2 separate regions of the Homo sapiens genome follow, and region 1 is linked to region 2. A link is a loop called in an ENCODE intact Hi-C map of the cell type or tissue named here. Cell type or tissue: Caco-2. All regions are shown on one strand.

Region 1 (8,000 bases), 62 kb before region 2:
ATCACCATTCAGGACATAGGCATGGGCAAGGACTTCATGTCTAAAACACCAAAAGCAATGGCAACAAAAGCCAAAATTGACAAATGGGATCTAATTAAACTCAAGAGCTTCTGCACAGCAAAAGAAACTACCATCAGAGTGAACAGGCAACCCACAAAATGGGAGAAAATTTTCGCAACCTACTCATCTGACAAAGGGCTAATATCCAGAATCTACAATGAACTCAAACAAATTTACACGAAAAAAACAAACAACCCCATCAACAAGTGGGCGAAGCACATGAACACACACTTCTCAAAAGAAGACATTTATACAGCCAAAAAACACATGAAAAAATGCTCACCATCACTGGCCATCAGAGAAATGCAAATCAAAACCACAGTGAGATATCATCTCACACCAGTTAGAATGGCAATCATTAAAAAGTCAGGAAACAACAAGTGCTGCAGAGGATGTGGAGAAATAGGAACACTTTTACACTGTTGGTGGGACTGTAAACTAGTTCAACCATTGTGGAAGGCAGTGTGGCGATTCCTCAGGGATCTAGAACTAGAAATACCATTTGACTCAGCCATCGCATTACTGGGTATATATCCAAAGGACTATAAATCATGCTGCTATAAAGACACATGCACACGTATGTTTATTGCGGCACTATTCACAATAGCAAAGACTTGGAACCAACCCAAATGTCCAACAATGATAGACTGGATTAAGAAAATGTGGCACATATACACCATGGAATACTATGCAGCCATAAAAAATGATGAGTTCATGTCCTTTGTAGGAACATGGATGAAATTGGAAATCATCATTCTCAGTAAACTATCGCAAGAACAAAAAACCAAACACTGCATATTCTCACTCATAGGTGGGAACTGAACAATGAGAACACATGGACACAGGAAGGGGAACATCACACTCTGAGGACTGTTGTGGGGTGGGGGGAGGGGGGAGGGATAGCATTAGGAGATATACCTAATGCTAGATGACGAGTTAGTGGGTGCAGCGCACCAGCATGTCACATTTATACATATGTAACTAACCTGCACATTGTGCACATGTACCCTAAAACTTAAAGTATAATAATAAAAAAACAATGTAATCAAATAGATTTATAGAATTTTTAAATTTACCTTTAATTAGCTATCTTTAAAAATCTTTAACTAAATATTTGACTCCTATACCCAGGCGGTATTCAAATGGGTGCATTCCATCAGTCACCAACAGCGAGGGAGTATTGAAATCCATCCATCACTAGTCCTAGAAAAGCAAAAGACACCCCTACATTGCTAACAGTGGATTAGAAGCTTCACCTTTATAGAAAAAACAAACACGCTGAGAATTTAGCAAAATTGCAGGTATTCATATTCAAAGCATCAGGCTAACACAATGTTTCATACAACAGTGTTTGTGAGAAAAACTAAGCTGAAGGTTAGAAAACACAGAGTTATCGTGCATTTTTAAAATTAATTCTCAAAAATACTTAAAGATCAAAGTCACCAAAGTTTTGGGGTAAATGCAAAGAGTAAATCTAATTATCTGAGGAGATGAGATAGGCATTGATAACAATTTGACGGAAAGCATGCTTTTATTTATGGAATGGCCACTTGTGCAAAGTTGAGAAGCAATAAAAAGAACAGAAAATCTGCCATTTCTGCCACTCACATTAACTATGACTAATAGGTAATGACTACTAATGAGCCCTAGAAATTTATTTTAAACAGTATTATCCCTACCTTGAAACTTAATTCCAGAACTTAACCCAGGAAGAAGGCTTTTTTCATTAACTTATTCACAAAGACCTCATGCAATTTACATTGCTGAAATAGCTATCAGGAAATACTACTTCTGTTTAAATACACTTTATTGGAATTGACTTGATAATTCTTTTTTTTATGACTTAGGAGCATTTGATGTTGGCACCAGTGGTAAAACATTAATATTGCCTTTGTAACATTAGCACGATGTGTGGTAACAGAATAAAATGTGCTATAGAGGATCTGGGATAAACTTCCCTGAGAGGAAAAAAAATGCAGGCCAAGCCTCCAGAGCTTATGCAAAGACTCTTAGGCAAGAATGGTATTAACCCATTCCACCCCACAAACAGAAGCCATTTGTTAGAGGAACCTCTTGAACTTAGCATTTACAGGATATGAGCTGATGTAAGCTCTGACATCACTTGACTGTCTCTTTCATTTATGGAGAGGGAAATCAAGACCCAAAGAAGTACAGTGAACTTCCAGAATTACATAGCCAGTTACCAATTGAGTAGATTCTCCTGGATTCTCAACTACTCCTTTCTTTTTTTTGAAATAGAGTCTCACTCTGTCGCCCAGGCTAGAGTGCAATGGCATGATCTTGACTCACTGCAGCCTCTGCCTCCCGAGTTCAAGCAATTCTTATGCCTCAGCCTCCCAAATAGCTGGGATTATAGGGGTGCACCACCACATCTGGCTAATTTTTGTATTTTTTTTGTAGAGACAGGGTTTCACCATGTTGGCCAGGCTGGTCTCAAACTCCTGACCTCAGGTGATCCCCCCACCTAGGCCTCCCAAAGTGCTGGGATTACAGGTGTGAGCCACTGCACCCAGCCTGCGACTCCTTTCTCTACATCAACCTTCCATGTTATTCTCACATTTTGTCATTTCACCCCTTGAATTCAATGCCTCAATCACACTGAGGTCCTTTCAATGCTTCCCCCAAAGTCTGCCCCTCAAAGAATGATCTCAGGCTCTCTTGTCTCTGAGCCTTCACACTTGCAGTTCTTTGTTTTGGAACCCACCCATGCCATACCCCAACCCCACCAAACTCCATGTCTCATTATCTCCTAGCCATTGTCCAAATCACAGTTTAGCAAGGCCTCTAAGTTCTCAGAAATCTAGGTTATATACATTTTCTCTCAGTTCCCAGACAGAAATAAACAAAAGAAATAAAGCAAAACAAACCCAAAACAAACAGAAGAAACGAAATAAGAAAAATAAGAACAGAAATTAATGAAACAGAAGAGAAAAATGGAAGAAACAAGAGCGCTGAAAAGTTCAACAAAATTAATAAACTAAGAAAAAAAGAAGACACAAATAACTAATATTAAGAATAAAATGGCCTGGCGTGGTGGCTCATGCCTGTAATCCCAGCACTTTGGGAGGCCAAGGCGGGTGGATCACCTGCAGTCAAGAGTTCAAGACCAGCCTGGTCAACATAACAAAACCCCGCCTCTACTAAAAAAATACAAAAACTAGCTGGTCATGGTGGCGGACGCCTGTTATCCCACCTACTCGGGAGGCTGAGGCAGGAAAATCACTTGAACCCGGGAGGCGGAGGTTGCAGTGAGCAGAGATCACAGCACTGCACTGCAGCCTGGGCGACAAGAGTGAAACTCTACCTCAAAAAAAAAGAATAAAACAATATGGCTGCAGACACTGCAGACATCAAAAAGATAATAAGGGAATAACACTATTAACAACTCTACACAGATAAATTTGACAATTTAGGTAAAGTTGATCAATTCCTCAAAATTGCAAAGTATGAAAACTCATGAAATAAGAAATAGATTATTTGTATAACCTTATAATTATTAAGGTAATTTAATTTATAACTTAAGACATCTCAAAAAGGAGATTCTACCAAACATTTAAAGAATTAACATAGGTTGGGAATGGTGGCACATGCCTGTAATCCCAGCACTTTGGAAGGCCAAGGTGGGTGGATCACTTGAGCCCAGAAGCTCCAGACCAGTCTGGGCAACATAATGAGACCCCACCTCTACAAAAAATACAACAATTAGCTGGGCTTAGTGACACACATGTGTAGTTCCAGCTACTCAGGAGGCTGAGGTGGGAGGATCAGTTGAAGCTGGGAAGTTGAGACTGCAATGAGCTATGATCACACCACTGCACTTCAGCCTAGGTGACAAAGCAAGAACCTATCTTTAAAAAGAAAAAATGAAAATGAATAACAGTTCTACACAATCTCCTCCATAAAATAGAAGAGGTGAAAATACTTCCAAGTTCATTTTATAAAATTAATATTACTGTGACACCAAAACCAAAGATGGTGCCAAAAAAAGAAGAAAACTAACATTAATAACTCTCATGAATATAGACACAAAAATCTTTAACAGAATGTTAGCAAAGTGAATCCAGTGACTGATATATAAAAAAGAATTATACATCAAGTGTGATTTTTTTCCAGGTATGCAAGGCTGGTTCAACATTTGAAAATTAATCAATGTAATCTACCATATCAACATGCTAAAAATGAAAAATCATATGATTGTATCATTTGACACAGAACAAGCATTTACTTATTCTCTCTTGTCTTCTAGCTAAACCCTGCCCACTGGTGTTGCCTTTTATTGGAAATGTATTTTATCTCCATTCTTCATCAAGATCCTTGGGCCTTGGGTCAAGACCCAGGTCCACACACGGAGATTTTCTAGGGTCCAAATCCAAGTTGGTAGGCCCTGTATGCAAATTAGTTTCACTTCCTCTGAGTAACCAGCTCTGCAAACCAAAGAGTGAGGAGCTCTTGATAAACTACTAGAGAAAATCTGACACCATCCTTATCTGTCAACAAGGGGCCTACATTCAGAAACCTGAAAGAATTACTCAAGTTTAGAGACAAATATGACCATTTTTGTATTTTGAAAACAACAGAAAAGAAATACTTTTGTACACTCTGTTAGAAATTTTAAGTTTGGACATTTAAAAGTCCAAATTTAAAACTCAAAAAAATGGATAATAAGAGGGGACCTGTTTGATTAAGGGAGAAAAAAATAGTTTGCATTTTCACCTTTTGTGCTCTTTCACTGAGATGAGCCTATTTCAGATTACACTTAGGAACTTCCATCAAGCAGCGGGAGAGCCTACTTTTCCTGTTTAATAATTACCAGACTACAGAGAAAGCTCAGGACCCAGCCTTCTGATCTACCAGTCGCCTGTGTACCTTTGTACTTTCTACAGTGAAAGTTGCTACAGGATCTCCCTTTCTCAATAAATTCATCTGCGGTGGAGAAAATCAGCATGAGTACTACAGGCCAAGTAGGTGCAGTCTTATTCTTTATGTTGTGTCATATCTTTGTCAGTTTGTGTGCTCATCTCTTTACCAACATCTCATCACCCAGCTAGTCTCTGGGCTCCTAAAGGTGAGAGGCTGTCATAATCATAGTATCTCTCCTCCTCCTCTCCTTTTTCCTTAATTCCCTTTTGACTTCCCTCAGTTCTTTCATCTCTTCAATAAGTAATGTCCAAGCCCTTTATCAGAATTTCCAGAGTCAAAGATATATCCCCTTCTCCAAGGATCTCACAGAGAGACAATAATTATAAAAGAGCAATTATAAAGCAATATACAAGGATAGTAAAGTAGAAAGAGAATGGGAGCCTCAAGGAAAAGCTCATAACCCAGCTTGGCTTCCCAGAGGTGATACCGAAGGGGAAATCACTGGAGAAATATGAATTCACCAGGTAAAGGAGAAGTGTGTGCAGGCAGATAAAACAACATAAGGAGTAATACAGAGACTGAGAAAATATCCCATGCAAGAAGCTTCAGAATATGTTTGGGGGCTGAAAGGTAAAGCCTGAAACACAAAGTGACAGGAAATAAGGTTGGAGAGACTGACAGAGAGAAAATCCTGATGTCAGCGGATCCAGGTAAGCAAATGGTAACAACATCATTTTTAGATAGGAGATTGGTGTGATTAGGATTATATTTCAAATGGCAATGGTATAAAGGTGATTTCGAAGGTGGTAAAAGCAAGAAAGAGATAAAGCAGAAAGCTTTTTTAGTACTAGCAGCAGTGGAGAAAAGACACATATCCTAGAAAAATTTAGACTGTGAAGATTGAGGGACAGAAAAATTGAGGCTACTTCCCAGGTTTCTACTTGGGTGAGTGAACACATCGCATGGCTGCTAGTTGAATAGAGGTAGCAGAGGGAGGAATATATTGAGTGTTTTGTCCACTAGAGCGTGGTGGAAGGTGGAGATGGGAAGAAGAAATAATGATATGTTCATGTTTTAACATGTTGAGTTTGAGATACCTCCAGTACCTTCAAACAGCAAATGAATACATTAGCCTATAACTTAGGGAGAAATATGTCCCATAAATATAGTTTACTCACATAAAGGTAGTGGTTGAATCTGCAAAAATAGATAAGACCACACAGAAAGAGAATTTATAGTGACAACAGTGGTGGCCTGAAATCAGAACCTTTAAGAACTACCTTGCCACCAACAACTTCTCCAACCTCAATCTGCCAAGAGACACCATTTGATGATTGCCTCCATTCGTTGCTCCATAACTCACCCTTCCACCCCAAAACTGATTTTTCCCATGCTTAGGATCACAAATAACTCCCACACTGTAATGCCATTCCTACCCTGAAACAGCCACCAGGCCACTTTATTCATAGTAATATAAAAAGTATGACACCTGCAATCCCACTACTGGGTACCTACCCACAGGAAAATAGTATATTAAAGGTATACCTGAACTTGCCTGTTTATTGCAGCACTATTAACAATAGCAAAGATATAGAATCAACGTTAAGTATCCATCAACAGATGAATGGATAAACAAAATGCGGTACATATACACAATGGAGTACTATTCAGCCGTAAAAAAGAATGAGATCCTGTCATCTGCAGCAACAGGGATAGAACTGAAGATCATTATCTTAAGTGAAATAAGCCAGGCACAAAAAGACAAATATCACATGTTCTTACGCATACGTGGGAGCTAAAAATTTGAACACATGGAGGTAGAGAGTGGGAAAATAGATAACAGAGACTGGGAAGGGTGAGTGGAGAGGATGATGAGAAGTGGGTGAAAAGGTACAAACATGGCCGGGCGTGGTGGCTCACGCCTGTAATCCCAGCACTTTGGGAGGCCAAGGTGGGCGGATCACGAGGTCAGGAGATCAAGAACATCCTGGCTAACACAGTGAAACCCCGTCTCTACTAAAAATACAAAAAAATTAGCCAGGCGTGGTGGTGGGCGCCTGTAGTCCCAGCTACTCAGGAGGCTGAGGCAGGAGAATGGCATGAACCCGGAAGGCGGAGCTTGCAGTGAGCCGAGATCGTGCTACTGCACTCCAGCCTGGGCAACAGAGTGAGACTCCATCTCAAAAACAAAAACAAAATAAAGTACAAACATACAATAAGATAGAAGGAATAAATTCAATGTTTGATACCAGAGTAGGGTCACTATGCTCAACAAAAATGTATTATACTCAGATAATGGACACCCTGAATACCCTTACTTGGTCACTACACATTATATACATTTAACAAAATTTTTCATGTACCCCATAAATAGGCACAATTTTTTTTTTTTGAGATGGAGTCTCGCTCTGTTGACAGACTGGAGTACAGTGGCATGATCTCAGCTCATTGCAACTTCCGTCTCCCAGGTTCAAGCGATTCTCCTGCCTCAGCCTCCTGAGTAGCTGGGATTACAGGTGCAGGCCACCACACCTGGCTAATTTTTGTATTTTTAGTAGAGATAGGGTTTCACCATGTTGGTCAGGCTGGTCTCAAACTCCCGACCTTGTGATCCGCCCGCCTCGACCTCCCAAAGTGCTGGAATTACAGGCGTGAGCCACCGTGCCTGGCCAATAGGCACAATTTTTTTAATTAAAATCTTTAAAAGTATGACATCTATCCTCTTGGTCATGTTACATTTTGTAAATATAGTTGGTATTTTCAAAACTAATTTGAATACAGAGGCTGATAGTACAAGAAAACTTAAATTGGGGTCAGAAAGACTACCTTCAGCATATATTTATTCTTTTTTTTTTCTGCAGTGCGGAAAGTTGGACTAATCCAATTTAATGATTCTATAATCACTAATATAGCAATCTTCCAACTCCCAAGCTTAAGGAGCTTCTCTTTCTGCCCCTGTATTCTATTTCCCAGGTCATCAGATGCAAAGCAGCCATACTCTGGAAGCCTGGTGCACCATTTTCTATTGAAGAGGTAGAAGTGGCCCCACCAAAGGCAAA
Region 2 (8,000 bases):
AAACCTAGTGTCCCAGAACAACCACATTTATTCTCTCACAGTTTCTGTGAGTCAGGAATTCAGGAGCAGCTTGATGTACCAGTGCGGGGTTTACCATGAGGTTGCAGTGAAAGGTTGACTGGGACTGTAGTCTTTGAAGACTTGCCTGAGGCCAGAGGATCTGTTTTCCAAAGACCGTCATTTGGTTGGCAAATTAGTGCTGGCTGTTTGTGAAGGTCTTCAGTTTTACCACCTGCGCCTCTTCACAGTGCTGCTTGAGTGTCTTTGTGATATGAAAGCTGACTTCTCCCAGAAACAGTGAGAAGTCACAATGTATTTTATGACATAGCCTCAGATGTCACACACTGTCATCTCCACAACATCTTATTAGTTGCACAGTCAGCCCTATTCAATGTGAGAGATAGGCCTGCTGGGACAACAGTTCAAGCAGGTGAACCTACACAGCATGAAAGTATCACACATTTCCTTAGTGCAGCTAACCCTGTGTGACCAGGGCTTCAACACATACCACTGTGACCACAACCTAGCCATGAGCATGAGCCTCACCAGCATGTCCAAAATGCTAAAATACAACAATGGCAGTGAAGACATCACTACATGGAGGGCTGAAGGTACTATGGATCTCTTGGTGCTAGAATTTGAAGCACTAAATCAAGAGAACTTTTAGACTGTGAATTGAAGTTAATGACTCTAGATGTTGAGCAACTTGAAATTCCAGAACAAGAGTACAGCTGTGTAATAAAGATGCATTCTAGTGAATTTGTTCATATATGCCAAGATCTCAGTCATATTGGAGAGTCTGCTATAATTTCTTGTGCAAAAGATGGAGTGAATTTTTCTGCAAATGGAGAACTTGGACATGGAAACATTGCCACAAACAAGTAATTACAATAAAGAAGAGGAGGCTGTTGCCATAATGATGAATGGGCCAGTTCAGCTAACTTTTGCACTAAGTTACTTAAATTTCTTTATAACAGGCACTCCACTCTCTCTTCCCAGTAACACTCAGTATGTCTGCAGATGCACCCCTTGCTGTAGAGTATAAGATTGCCGGATATGGAACATTTAAAGTATTATTTGGCTCCCAAAATTGAGGATGAAAAAGGATTTTAGAAATTCTTAGAATCCAAGAAAATAAAACTAAGCTCTTTGAAAATTGCTTCTGAGATTCCAGCGTGTACTGAAGTCATTTCCATCAAAAAATTTATGCCTCTGAATACACAGGTAGATGCGGTTTTCTGTAAATAACATATTTTTTCATCTATCTTCTAGAATCTATTTAAAGTACAAAATCCAAAGTCAAATCTGGTCTCATTAACCTAGAGAGATATCTGCTTTACTTACAAATATTCCTTCTGATTTTTATAACAAGAGGGTTATAAAAGGGATCTTGACTCTAAATGCAATTTTTAAGAATTGTGTTTCTGATTTAAATAAAGTTTAATCTGAATTTTAAATGTCAGAAAAGAAACTACTATAGCACATTGGCAGAGTAATTTTGTCTTTTGAATCTACTAATAAAAAATGCAGTTTGTATTTTGTATGTCTGTTTTTATTTACGATTTTACATTTCTAACAACTAATTTTATTATATTTTACACAAAGTACCAGTCCACAATACACTGAAAATAAAACAAACAAAAAGTCATCCTTCACTATGGATCACTCGAGAAAGACTGTCCTAAACCACAGATATGCTGCAAATTGAATGGAAGATACATGAACAGGCATGACTTGAGTCCTGGGGGGAATTAGCAGGTGCTTTATTTTTATGATGGTCCGGGGAGCATTCTGGAAATGATTCTAGACATCTAGCATCTTTGGAAGATTACAACTCATATTATCTCTGGGGAGATAACAACTAGAAAGTTGAGGGCTGTGGACAGACTCTAGGACCAGGAGCAATTGCATCTCTGTCCAGGCAGTTTGACAAAAGGAGAAGAAGCTAAATCTGAAGAGAGAAAATCCAAGTGCCTATGACTGCTGGCAGAACATGGTGCTTGTAGCTCTTTATCAGGAAATCTTCAAGCAGCTACTGGACATCTTTAAGTGTTCAACCATGGTTTGCATTGAGCACCCTGATGACCTCAAAAAAAAATGTGCCCTTTCCAATATCCCAGATTTTTTTTCATGGTATCCTGATAGCTAGAGTGCCATCTATAGACCAAGAGATAGTACATATATCTGGAAGAGAAAACCTGAAGAATGTAAAGACCTGCTGGCCATTATCAAAATATAATTATACAGTTATTTACCTGGGGAAGATAGATTAAAACCACCCTAACTTACATCTATAACAAACGTTATTTATGTAATTTTTTTATTATACTTTAAGTTTTAGGGTACATGTGCACAACGTAAAATTAGGCCTTTAAAAGTCTTCAACAGCATGCTATTTTTATCTAGCATCTACAAGTCTTGAGGTACCTTACTAGTGTTTTCCAGAAGGGCTCCAATTACTCTTTTGGTACTGAATTGTTTCTTCCTAAGTTACGATCTATTCTCGGTAGCAATTGTCTTCAGCAATTCAGTAGACATTCTCTCCAATGGCCTCTCTTTATGCATAGATCCAGCCTCTGGGAGTTTCTGGCAGTCTCACAAAGAACTAAACCCAGAATCATCCATGGATCTGCAAAACGTACAATGACTAAATGCAGATCTAAGATTAAAGGAAACGATTTTTAACAAGAAAGGGTTTTTGGTGTTTTTTTTTTTGTTTTTTTTTGAGACAGAGTCTTGCTCTGTTGCCCAGGCTGGAGTGCAGTGGCACAATCTTGGCTCACTGCAAGCTCCGCCTCCCGGGTTCACGCCATTCTCCTGCCTCAGCCTCCCGAGTAGCTGGGACTACAGGCGCCCGCCACCAGGCCAGCTAATTTTTCGTATTTTTAGTAGAGACGGGGTTTCACCGTGTTAGCCAGGATGGTCTCGATCTCCTGACCCCATGATCCGCCCATCTCGGCCTCCCAAAGTGCTGGGATTACAGGCATGAGCCACCAAGCCCGGTCAACAAGAAAGATTTTTAAGCAACATTAACGTTCATGCTACAGAGGCCAAATTTATTCTGTCATTATTTCAAGCTGGCTCAGTGTGCAGACGTTCCTGGCCCTAGTCACTCCACATTCAGTAAACAAGTAGTCTATAAAATGACAGTAGGTCAGGCATTATTAGTAGGGAGGCACTGAGTACATGATTTGAACAGAACAGACACGGTCCTTACCTTCACAGAGCTTACAGTCTCATAAGGGGAATCGACATTAAACACATAAACACACAAATAATAGATGATTACAAATTGTGGTAAATATTAGAAAAAGATTATTGGCTGTTCCAAGCCAGAATGAAAAGGTAGACTTATTTTAGATTGGAAAGCAGATTTTAGTTTTCGAGGTAAGCTGTAACGAACTGTAGAAATGAACTCTGAAAGTATAGTCCTAAGATAAACTGTAAATACTAAAATAGCAATGTGTGTGTATAAAATACTTAGATATTTTTATATTTGTACTAAGCCTTTTAGAAAATATGGCATTCATTGTCTTTAGAGCTATGTTCTCTGGCTTTTAGGTTTTTTTATTTGATTTGACGACTGTGCTTTGTTTCTACCACTAGCAGAATGTGAAGGTGTTTGACATATGATCACTCATTTCGTATTTCATTAATATCCAATAAAACATATGCGATGTTTGACAACTCAGTGTCTCTTTCTTCATTATCTTCCAGTCTCTGACCTTCATTTTCTTGAGGAATAACCCATTACACTGACCCTGCCTCAGGGCAGCTCAGGTCCATTCTGTGAACGTTTCCCTGCTATTCTGCAAGTGCACTTCAGTCTTGCATGTTATATTCATCCCAGAGAAATCGCAAGATGAAACTGAGATAAAAGTGAGCCCACCAAATTTTGAAAGTATTAATAAAAGTTTAAAGTACTATGAAGGAAAAGTATAGGTGGCTTGTAACTCAGGGTCCTGACCTAGTCTGAGAGATTTAGGGAGGCCCACCTTGAAGAGGTAATGTTTAAGTAAAATCTGAGTAATACAGAAAAGTTATATTTGCCTGGTATCTCAATACTAAAATAATTATATTAGTATGAATTGTTGACTTACAGATACTCATCTAATGATGAAAAAATATTTTTCCTGCATTCTAACTATGACCTAAAGTAGTAATCCGATAGAGTAACCATTAACTTTACAACAATAACAGTACAAAATCTCAAATGTAAACAATCTCTCAAACATAAAACTGAACAATTTCTCAAAGTTCTATTTACAGATAACAGCAAGAGAGGGGAGACTACAAAGCCCAAATTTCATCGAACATCCTAAAACTTTCAAGATCAGCAATTTGACAGCAAACATGAACTTTGTAATCAAACAGACTTCAAATCAAACCTCTGCTTCCCTAACAAACACTGAAAAGATCAAACGGGGTAAGCATGTTGTCTTATTTGTTAATATGGTACATAATACTTACCTCACAGGGTTGTGGTCAAGATTCAATTGATTATGTGTACAAAGTGCCTGATGTTAACTAGGCACTCAATGAGGGTTAGTTTCTTCCCACTAAATAAAAACAAACAGAAGTTTTCTCTTAGCTAACATTTTAAATATCAAACAAGATTTATAACAGAGACAAACCCTATTATAAAAATCAAACTATTAAACAGAATAAGACTTCTTTCCCTTCCCCAAGATGAAGACTACAGGAGCAAAGGTCATTTAGCTGGAAATTTAATTGCATATTTACTAGAATTGGGTATTTCAAAGTCTCTTTTCTGGAAATCAGAGATCTGTCATTGAAGAGTCACATTGCTCCATTATTTGTGCTCTGGCTGGCCCAAGGGAGAACTTGACTCAGCCTAAATAGAATGACTTGTAGATTTGTGAAAGCTGTGTGGTGACCTCGTGTTAATCATGTGGCAATTAAAGTGTCCTATCTTTCTCTCCTCAATATAGTTTTAGACCACATATTTTTCAAGGATTAATGTTTATCCTTGAGATGTAGGTGTGTGTATGTTTTATACACATGATAAAATCAGTCTAAGAGTGAAAAAAAAAAGATGAAACAGTAATAAAAGTGTGATTACTGTTCAAACTAACAGAAATATCACCCAGGAGAACCAGCATGGAGGACCAGGCCCATCCTAGATCTGGGACCCCAAAGCTACTATCCCACAAATTGTTCTGTAGATAGATAGATAGATAGATAGATAGATAGATAGATAGATAGATAGATGATAGATAGATAGATAGAAATAGAATTTAATATCAGACTCTATTGCCCTAGTCCTGAAATTCTGGTGCTGTTCTAGCTGGAGATGTGGAGATATCTACTAAACTTCAACCAAGTGACGGAAACTTAGGGGAATGATTTTTAAGAGAAAGTAGATCCAGGGAGCAAGACCACTGGGATTGGGATTCTCTAGGCTGCTCATATAATTGCTACAGTGAATGTTTGAGGCGGGCACCAGGAGAGTAAGATACCCATGAGATTTCAGGAAATTAGGACAAGCACTAGAGAGCCTCTATAAAGAAATCATGAAGAGCTTTCACTTTGGCTCATTAGAAACATTTTTTGTTTCTTGAAATTTTCTTAATTCAGACCATTTACATGGTCTGAATTCCCACTCCCACCGAAATTGTTTTAATCATCCCACTGGCCAGCTTTCCTCCTATCATCTGTGACACTGCACATTTGCCGTACTTTCCCTCTTCTGGTATTTCCCAAAGCACCACCGACCCAAGGCCCCAGTGGATAGCAGACTTTGCCAATGGTTTAGGAAAGATAGGGAGATTACAGCGCAGTGCAATATGAACAGACAACAGCATTAAATTCAGAGTTAGATTCTGCTGCCCTGGTGTTCCCTGGCCATCTCCACTTACGGAATTTTTCTCTCTTCTCACTCATCTTATTCAAGCCTATTCTTGTCCTTCTCTAACTTCTCCTCCAAGTAATGGTACTACTGTTGCACTAACCCAAAAGCAAAAGACCAAATATTTCTCCTACTTTATTACTTACAACAATATTATTTTATTTTTATTACTTACAACAATTTTTTATTTTTATTATTTACAACAATATATTATCTACACCCCTTCCATCAAATCACTGACCAGAACCACGGTCCCATTATTACCCATGACCATTAGGGCACTTTTCCTACACCAATGTGAACTTTTTTTCCCTCGGCTAATTATTACAAACTATAGGCATATTCTAAAATAACGCTTTTTATTCCAGTTACAGAAGTATATACTTGCTAAACAGATGTGTGCAGATGCCTTGCTAGTTTTCAGGTGGAGTTTATTTTAAAATGGTGTCACTCTGGATCACCTAGGCTCCTGCTTTCCTAACATTCCCCTCTCTACTTACAAGAGGACCCTTAATCGTAAGGGCAAAGGCTGGTCTTCTGTAACTTCTTCCTGCTGACAGTGGATGTTCATTTTGGGGACAGGATTTTCTCATAAGGGTCTACAGTTGGCCTCTGGGGTACCAAGGGAGGTCCTCATTTACATGGTATCCTGATGAGTCTACGGGCATAGACCCTGCCAAGTATTGGAGGAGTAAAAATCTCTAGATGCCTGATCTAGATCTAAAGACACCTAAAGGCAGGGTGTCTTTATTTCCCGGTTCAGAAGACGGGATGGATTGGAAGCTTTGTGTCAGTATCATCTTTATGTGGAATTGTTGTAATCTAAAAAACACAAACTTTACCAAGAATTTAAACAAGCAAGGGCCAAAGATTAATAATAAGACAACTATCAAAGTTCCTAGGAAGGGCAACAACCAAGTGAGACTCAGGAGGGTGCTTCTAATGGCTGACCAGATACAGTTGGGATTGGTGCCTTGGTTATATTTACGCAACCACACAGCTTGTTCATGTATTTTCTGTATATCTTCTTCTATGTGACCTGAGGTGTTTACATAACTGCAGCAGGTTATATTGATTATGGTGCACACTCCTCCTTGTTCAACCAATAAGAAATCTAGTGCTAATTTTCAACGAATAAGTAATCTAGTGCTAATCTTAATTCATCTAAAGCATCCCCCATTTTATGAGACAGTGTTTAGAAACGAATAAGTAAAGTTTTGAAGAGTTGCCTAATAATAGGCAAATTTTCCCTCTGGGGCTCCAACTCCAGCCAATATAAGGCCAATTGTCCACTTGGCTCTCAGGTGAGTGATTTTATATAACTGTGTATTAGAGGACTTTGCTTGTCATATTGTACATTGACCCCTGAACCAAACATTTTCATATACACTGATAACCATGGGTTTCACAATATCAAATAAGACAAGTCTTTTATAGGCTGATCGAATGGGTGACCACATAGCCATATGTATCTGCTGGGGATGCAAACCTGTGTGGGATGGGAGTTGTTAAGAAGATTGAGTACCTATAGGAAAGAGTAGGAATGTTACTTATCTGTTTATTTGTAAAACCACAGCTTTAGGTCTCCTAGGGGTTCGCAAGTGTGGGTTGTGATTTTCTCAGGTGCCTGCAGGGACTCAAGAAACAGGTTTAATTTTGGACATGTGTACTCAGCTAGTCATTCAACTGAAATTTAACAGCAGTGGAGGTGCTTAAAAATAACCTGATAGGGGCCCTTCCATTTGGGTTGTAATTAATCTTTGAGGGATTCCCTCTTTCCAAGTTTTTAATAAGACTAAGTCCCCTCATTGAACAGGGGAGCTATGAATATCTATGGACGTGGTCCTGATGCATGTATATTGAATGAACATGCATGTAACATATGACATTGTTTACTTGGGGTGGAGACTTAACCCTTACCTGGCATGGTCTTAGATCCTGTTTATAATTTGACATCTTATTGCCATAAAGAATCTTTTCCGGCTGGGCGCGGTGGCTCACACCTGTAATCCCAGCACTTTGGGGGAGCCAAGGCAGGTGGATCATCTGAGGTCAGGAGTTTGAGACCAGCCTGGCCAACATGGTGAAATCCCATCCCTACTTAAAATACAAAAATTAGCTGAGTGTAGTG

The links. A loop is a pair of places that touch in the nucleus more often than their neighbours do. Peaks named below come from ENCODE experiments on the same cell type or tissue, not always from the same donor. Only the 100,000 strongest peaks of a DNase experiment are listed, where the experiment ranks them.
Region 1: a loop joins it to region 2, with 5 times the contacts of the local background. A loop is called at or near these places in 2 of 110 quality-filtered maps.

The regions. Positions count from the first base shown.
Region 1 is chr4:99,216,177-99,224,176 of GRCh38, reverse strand. ADH6 (alcohol dehydrogenase 6 (class V)) reads left to right here and starts at 4,931. Exons shown (of 9, transcript NM_001102470.2): 1 at 4,931-5,042; 2 at 7,915-8,000. The coding sequence starts at 5,025. The region is part of intron 4 of LOC100507053 (a long non-coding RNA gene); the gene reads right to left. RefSeq lists a promoter at 4,589-4,987. In Caco-2, no CTCF peak of the experiment used is centred here; a DNase peak (open chromatin) is centred at 4,926; H3K4me3 peaks cover 978 bases.
Region 2 is chr4:99,154,050-99,162,049 of GRCh38, reverse strand. It overlaps LOC100507053 (a long non-coding RNA gene), which reads right to left. Exons shown (of 10, transcript NR_037884.1): 3 at 4,471-7,505. It also overlaps the pseudogene PCNAP1. Among named protein-coding and RNA genes, the nearest start is that of ADH4, 14 kb to the right of the region's middle. RefSeq lists an enhancer at 4,267-4,832. In Caco-2, no CTCF peak of the experiment used is centred here; no DNase peak of the experiment used is centred here.